3 separate regions of the Homo sapiens genome follow, and all the other regions are linked to region 1. The links are chromatin loops, found by intact Hi-C in ENCODE. Cell type or tissue: A673. All regions are shown on one strand. Region 1 overlaps IGF2BP3 (insulin like growth factor 2 mRNA binding protein 3). Region 2 overlaps TRA2A (transformer 2 alpha homolog). Region 3 overlaps GPNMB (glycoprotein nmb).

Evidence for each region. A loop is a pair of places that touch in the nucleus more often than their neighbours do. Peaks named below come from ENCODE experiments on the same cell type or tissue, not always from the same donor. Only the 100,000 strongest peaks of a DNase experiment are listed, where the experiment ranks them.
Region 2: it touches region 1 in a loop (5-fold over the local background); 13 of 110 quality-filtered maps call a loop at or near these places.
Region 3: a loop joins it to region 1, with 2.9 times the contacts of the local background. A loop is called at or near these places in 8 of 110 quality-filtered maps.

The regions. Positions count from the first base shown.
Region 1 is chr7:23,429,341-23,431,840 of GRCh38, reverse strand. All of the region lies in intron 2 of IGF2BP3 (insulin like growth factor 2 mRNA binding protein 3), which reads left to right. Among named protein-coding and RNA genes, the nearest start is that of SNORD65C, 34 kb to the right of the region's middle. In A673, a CTCF peak has its summit at 1,362 (motif pointing left); DNase peaks (open chromatin) are centred at 1,070 and 1,340; H3K4me3 peaks cover 659 bases; H3K27ac peaks cover 2,500 bases.
Region 2 is chr7:23,519,530-23,522,029 of GRCh38, reverse strand. It overlaps TRA2A (transformer 2 alpha homolog), which reads left to right. Exons shown (of 8, transcript NM_013293.5): 2 at 190-323. Among named protein-coding and RNA genes, the nearest start is that of TRA2A, 11 kb to the left of the region's middle. In A673, CTCF peaks have their summits at 1,078 and 1,277 (motif pointing right); no DNase peak of the experiment used is centred here.
Region 3 is chr7:23,260,632-23,263,131 of GRCh38, reverse strand. It overlaps GPNMB (glycoprotein nmb), which reads right to left. Exons shown (of 11, transcript NM_002510.3): 6 at 2,359-2,500. Among named protein-coding and RNA genes, the nearest start is that of GPNMB, 15 kb to the right of the region's middle. In A673, a CTCF peak has its summit at 1,081 (motif pointing left); a DNase peak (open chromatin) is centred at 1,101.

The DNA of each region.
Region 1 (2,500 bases):
GTGTGTGTGTGGGTTGGCGGGGGAGGGGCCAAGTTCCCCTGCCCCACCCCCAGAAATTACGATTTAAGTCTGTTTTGGGGCCCTGGAATCTGCATTTTAGTTAGTCCCTTGTGGTGATTCTAACATAGGTGGTTCTCGGACCATAATTGAAGGACATCTCTTTATTTTACGGTGTAGGGGACCTTGTAATCTTTTTTTTTTCCCCCTTCCTTCCTCCTGTTCAGTTCACTAGAATCTGGCATTCTTTTTAACTGTTGCAGGAAGTATGCTTTTCTTTAGTGTACCTGTGACCCTCTGTTAATCCACTAGATGCAATGCCATCTTTCATAGGGATTTTTGACCTGGGTCTACCTGTGTTACTCCTAAGTTATGTTTCCTCCTTTCCACTTTTACAGATACTTATTTAAGACTGACCTAAAGTATCTAGTTTCTTCTGCTAAACTATAAAATCTATAGGAATTTTATAGGGGGATGGAGAACTGATGTCACAGAACTAGTTAGAACTGTTAGAATCTAGAATTGTTTTCCTCTTGGTTCATTCTGATATTATGCTGCTGGCTAGAAACAATAGCTTATTTTTCCCTCAACAACTAGTAAAGTTCATTTTATAAAACACAAAAGCTAGAAGAAATGGAAAACTGCAGATGATTCTACCAGCCAGTGCTCATCACGGTCAGTATCGTAATGCTCTCTCTTCCTTACTTCTGTTAATGTTCATGTGTATGTGTGTATGTACAGATATGTACATTTTGTTCCTGGTTGGAATGTTCTTTTTGTGATAAAACCACGTATTTTAAAATGAGATCATATTCCATGTTCTCTTTTAGTGATGCACTTTTTTCAGTGAACAGTGTCATAAGCGCATGTCTTCATTAAATATTCTTTCATATTTATAATATCTCCATGAGATTTCATTCTGTGTATTGTAATTGAATCCCTTTTTCCTGGACCTCTAAGTTCTTCCTAGTTCTCCCTATTTACAGACAGCTAAGCCTTTGAGCGTGTTACAACTTTACCTAAGGAAATGATGTAAGAAAGATAATTCTTGAGTTAGAGGATAAGACACTGCCAAGTCAGCAATGAGGCAGAGTTATGCCAGTTGACATATAGACCAGGAATGTAAGACTGATCATTTTCCCAAGTATTTGCTTGGAGTACAGTATTAAACTTCTTGAAAATTGAGGTTGACCTTTTAAAGAGCTGATTCTTAACTGTATAAACCAAGAAAGAATAGGTGTAATTACAGTATAGCCATATTGAAATTAGCCAGGCTGAATGAAGTCCTCTTTGGACATAGGTTTAGTTCGGCACAGCTGGAATGAAAATTTGCAGCCGGTACAGAGTGCCACCAAGTGGCGGGTTGGAAAGCCCATGCTAGACTGCTTTGAGCCATAAGGCTTGGCTTTTTACTTGAAAATACCAGTCCAAATCCGAACCTTGTGTTCCAGTTTTTTTGCATAAGAAATAAGGCAGCTGGGCGCGGTGGCTCCTGCCTGTAATCCCGCCGAGGCGGGCGGATCACGAGGTCAGGAGTTCGAGACCAGCCTGGCCAGCATGGTGAAACCCCGTCTCTACTAAAAATACAAAAAATTAACTGGGCATGGTGGCGCGCGCCTGTAATCCCAGCTACTGAGGAAGCTGAGGCAGGAGAATCGCTTGAACCCGGGAGGTGGAGGTTGCAGTGAGCCGAGATCGTGCCACTGCACTCCAGCCTGGGTGACAGCGAGATTCCATCTCAAAAAAAAAAAAAAAAAGAGGCAAAGAAGAACATGTTACAAGTTAGACTTGGTTTTCTCCTTCTGTCATCAGCTGGTGTTAGCAGCATTATGTCAGTATCTGTCTTATAAAGCAGGGAAGCAGTGATTCCCACTTGATTTGTATGTAAGCATTGGTAGAAGGAAGGGGCTGAGACAGAGCCTTTTCCAGAGGAATAAGTTAAAGGTGCATCCAGGACTTACAGGTAATTTGGATGAAAGGTTGCAGGTCTAATACAGTTTTGTGTCTTGCATTGGGACTTGACTTGATATGACTAGCTTCAGAAGTACCTGAGGTGCCTATGTATATAATCTTTGTAATGCTTGAGACAACTGAGTAGTTGTGTTTTCCTCATAGTTGCCTTTCCTCTCTTCCTTCTTTCTTGGTATTAATATGTAAGCTTGTCCACTTAATTTCAATATTGAGTCGCCATATGTAAGTTATTGTGGTTTAAAGCTAAGGTGTAAAGGGAAAATATTGCTTAGGATTAGCATATATTTTTATCTTTTGAATTTCATGTGCAATCTATACTTTTTTGTGAAGTTATTTGGTATGGTTATGCTGTTGGTTGGATTATAAGTGAAATCAGTAAGACCGACTAGAGTATGGTTAGGAGGATAGAATCTGTGGCCAGAATGCTCAAATACATATGCTGACCCTGCCACACAGTAGCTGTGTGTGTATTCAGACAAATTAAATTACTTCTGCCTTTGTTTCCTAATCTGTAAAATGCCAACTCTGAGGG
Region 2 (2,500 bases), 90 kb before region 1:
TAGGGAATTATTGAGGACAGTTAGCAGTATTAACAGTGGGTTATTATTGAGCTGAAATTTTTTCTGGAGGGTGTTGTCTAACCATTTGTTTTTCAGGAGCAATCAATATAAATAATTACGGTACTTTAAATGTTAGGTGTTAGGCATCTACATGACCAGTGCCATTTGTAATACTGTCTTCTTTGTTAGGAGTCTCGCTCTCAGTCAAAATCTCCAACGGGAACTCCTGCTCGTGTAAAATCGGAGAGCAGGTCAGGATCTCGTAGTCCATCAAGGGTTTCCAAACACTCTGAATCCCATTCTCGATCAAGATCAAAATCCAGGTAAGTGTGTTTAAGATAATACTTAAAATATTCTTCTGGGGTTTTTGAGGACAAAGCAGTTGTTGGCTGCATTTTGTGTAGAAATTTCACGAAAGACTCAAAATTATAGTTTTTCTCAGACTGCTCTTTGTAAATGAATACTATATCCCAGACAAAGACTTGGAAGTATGGCTTGAGCCCAGGAGTTCCAGGCTGCATTGATTGCACCACTGCACCACAGCCTGGGTGCCAGGGAGACCCTATCTCTGAAAAAATAAGAAATCAATACTAAAATCATCTCCCAGCCCAATTAATATATTGGATAGTTGCAACCAGTACAAATTATGTGTATATAGCCATCAATTTAAATGTGTTTGGCATTTGATAATTAGTGTCTGGTTTCTATGCCAACAATATTTGCACAACAAAAAGGCGGTTTTCTGCATTGGAGTCTCACATGTAATTTAATGCAGAGAAAGTTGATGTGTGTATGCTATGCTGGTTGGTCAGAACGATTGAGAAGCATTTTTAGGATTTACATTCCAGCTACATTTTTATCTGAAGATTCTGACTCTGTCCAGCGTAGAGCTCTGGTGAGATGTAATTGGGCGGAAAAGTCCTTAGCTGATTTGGAGTCCCACCACCATGGATAACAGAAACGCAATAGTGAACCAATGCAAAGTTCACTGTCAAATGCCCCAGGTGTACTGAGGTGGGATAAAAAGTTTTAAGACAGGCTGGGTGCAGTGGCTCACACCTGTAATACCAACACTTTGGGAAGCCGAGGTGGGTAGATAACTTGAGGTCAGGAGTTTTAGACCAGCCTGGGCAACATGGTGAAACCCTGCCTCTACTACAAATACAAAAATTAGCTGGGCGGGGTGGCGGGCACCTGTAGTCCCAGCTACCTGGGAGGCTTAGGCAGGAGAATCGCTTGAACCCAGGAGGCGGAGGTTGCAGTGAACCAAGAGATGGCGCCAGTGCACTCCACCCTGGGTGACAGAGAGACTCTTTCTTTTTAAAAAAAAAAAAAAAAAAAAAAAATTTAAAACAGCCTGACCAGTTAGCTTACGTCCTTGTCATTTCTTGGGTGGAGGGATAGATTTTATGTCTTTGAATAGTCTACTTGCAAAGGGGCATGAGACAGAAAAATCAGTTAAAAGGCTGTCCTTTTCTTGGGGTTAGCAACCATACTGTTTTCTGTTACAGCAAGGGTCTAGCCCGGTGCTTGATTACTTACTACTCAGTTATTAAATTTATTATGTGCAGAATAGCACTGGCTAGAATTTGAGCTTAGAAATAGAAAGGAGCATGTTTTTGCCTTAGGGCCTTTGCATTTGCCACCTTCAACCTAGAACGTTTTTCTCCTGTCTCATTTCATTTGTCACCTGAGAACATTGTTATTCACATATCCATTATTCCCTTACTCTTAATTTTTTTATGTTGTCACTGTCTGATTTAAAAAAAATAGAGACTCCTGAAGAGTTTCTTGTTTGTTTTTGTTTTTGTTTTGAGATGGAGTCTCGCTCTGTTGCCCAGCCTGCAGTGCAGTGGCACGATCTTGGCTCACTGCAACCTCCACCTCCCGGGTTCAAGCAGTTCTCCTGCCTCAGCCTCCCGAGTAGCTGGGATCACAGGCACCTGGCTAATTTTTTGTATTTTTAGTAGAAACGAGGTTTCACCATGTTGGCCAGGCTGGTCTTGTACTCCTGCCTCAGGTGATCCGCCCACCTCGGCCTCCCAAAGTGTTGGGATTACAGGCGTGAGCCACTGCGCCCAGCTGGAAGAATTTTATTGTCTCACTTTCATTGCTGTTTAAAAGTAATAATTGATGTTTTAAATTAAGGATTTTCTTACTTTTTTTTCTTCATTTTAAAAATTGGAACTGTAAATTGGTGCTAGCTAAAATGGGAAATATCAACTCTTCTAGCGTTATTGTTCACCTATTGTGTTTCATAAGGTCTTTCCTCATTAGTTTTATTCCTGTATTCCATATCCTCACTTTGTAAAATCGTGCAAAAAAATTTTGCTTGATTACTTAGTTAACAGAAAATGGGTGATCTGGTTCAAGTAGGGAATTACTGAGGACAGTTAGCAGTATCAACAATGGGTTATTATTGAGCTGAAAAAAAGTAGAGACTGTTGAAGAGTTTGTTTGTTTGTTTGTTTTTTGAGATGGAGTCTTGCTCTCTTGCCCA
Region 3 (2,500 bases), 170 kb after region 1:
GAACTTAAATATTAAAAGCATCTGTAATTTATTTTGAATTTTATACCTGGTCCTCTTATTTGTAAAGAAGATCATTAATAGTTGTAGATAAAAAAAATTGCTTCTCCTAAAGGATTACTAGAATGAAGCTGTATATTTAAAGTTGTTCAATACAGTTATAATTGTAGTTGGAATTAGGATTAATCTAATCATCCATCAATAAGAGAATGGTGGGCCGGGCACAGTGCCTCACGCTTATAATCCCAGCACTTTGGAAGGCTGGGGTGGGTAGATCACCTGTGCTCAAGAGTTGGAGACCAGCCTGGGCAACACGGCGAAACCCCATCTCTACTAAAAAATAAAAAAATTAGCTGGGTGTGGTTGTGTATGCCTGTAGCCACAGCCACTTGGGAGGCTGAGGCAGAAGGATCACTTGAGTCCAGGAGGTGGAGGTTGCAGTGAGCCAAGATTGTGCCACTGCACTCCAGCCTGGGTGTTAGAGCAAGACGCTGTCTCAAAAAAAAAAAAAAAAAAAAAAAAAAAAGAGAATGGTGAAATAAATGACAGTACATACATTCTATGAAACACTATGCAGCCACTGGATAAAGTGAGATAGACTTATATGTATTAACAGTGGAAAGATGTCTATAATGTTTGTTAAATTAGAAAAAGAGCAAATTGTAAAACAATATGAATAGCCCTCTTGTGTAAATGAACCCATTTACACAACCAAAACAAACCTTATGTGTATATATAGTATATGTTTATAAATGCATAGAAAAATATCTGGAAAGAAATCCTCCCAATTATTAACAGGGTTTAACTCTTGGGAGGAGAGTACGAGTGGGGACTTTTGCTTTTTACTCTAGACATCTACATTGTTTTAATTTTTACTAAGGAACATGCATAAACTTTGTAATTTAAAACATTTTTGAGATAATCGAAATCAGTGATAACTTGTGTTGTCTTGACTTAGATATGCTTGATTTAACAAGCTCTCATTTTATTACTAACATCTTATTGTAAAACTTTATAATTTATAACAAACAGGATTTTGTAAAAACAAGAAGCCCCAGACGTCATGATGGACCGTCGTGGGCTTGGTCCCTGGCGCCCTCTTGTGACCAGTGAGAGGATGTCAGCCTATTGCTATCCCCAGGATCCTGGGGTGCTGAGTGCAACTGGCCCAGTGGGAAAAGGGTGGTGATGGCATGGGGTAGCGTGGGGAATCAGATGGAAGCCAGTGCTACCCAAAGTGGACTCTTAAGGACTTCTTGAATGTCCCCAGACTATTAATATAGGGTGGTATTGAATTAATCATGCCTTAAATGCAGCACAGTTTTATTTTTATTTATTTTTCTCTTTTTTTTAAATTTTACTTTAAGTTCTAGGGTACATGTGCACAAAGTGCAGGTTTGTTACATATGTATACATGTGCCATGTTGGTGTGCTGCACCCATTAACTCGTCATTTACAATAGGTATTTCTGTTAATGCCATCCCGCCTCCCTACCCCTACCCCCCGACAGGCCCTGGTGTGTGATGTTCCCCGCCCTGTGTCCAAGTGTTCTCATTGTTCAGTTCCCACCTGTGAATGAGAACATGCGGCGTTTGGTTTTCTGTCCTTGTGATAGTTTGCTCAGAATGATGGTTTCCAGCTTCATCCATGTTCCTACAAAGGACATGAACTCATCCTTTTTTATGACTGCATAGTATTCTATGGTGTATATGTGCCACATTTTCTTAATCCAGTCTATCATTGATGGACATTTGGGTTCATTCCAAGTCTTTGCTATTGTGAATAGTGCCGCAATAAACATACGATGCAGCACAATTTTAATGTCAGGAGTCACTGCAGCTTGCTAACCCAGACATACTCTCAAGCTACATTCTTTCTTGGACCATTTGGAAATTGCTTTCAAGTACAGCTGTGTTTTCATGGACACTGGGTAGGTGTGGGCAGGGTAGGGAAAGAAATTAGTGGGGGAGAGGAAGGAACATAGAAATGACCTGATCGTATAAGGAGCCAGTGTGCCTTCTCATAGCCATAAAAAATGGGAGATAAACAAAAATGTGACAGGTTAGAAGAGGGGAGAGTGTGTACACATAGCAGGGACCAGTGCAAATGAGGAGGGTCAAAGAACTTTCTACAAGTCACTGAATTCTATTTGCAAAGTGACTTTACATACATTCTTCCTTCTTCTGTGTTCTATAGGTGTAAAATGGTGATAACTTTGCTTTAAAAAATCAACAGGTAGAAAATGGAATCACCGCAGAGTCCTTACAATATCCCCTTAAGGAGGGATTTAATAATATGACCTGCGTGAATATTTTGTTAGCCATTAAGGAGCCTCCCTCAAAGATCACTGCGAAACCTTACCTAAAGAAGGGGTGGGTTTTGAAGGTCTGGGTGGTGGTGGCGGTGGCGGACAAGGTCCTGGTGCTGCAGCTTTCACAGTGAGGTTAAGGCTGAAGGTTCCATTGAGCACATACGTGTGATTCACAGTATGATTGGTGGAAAC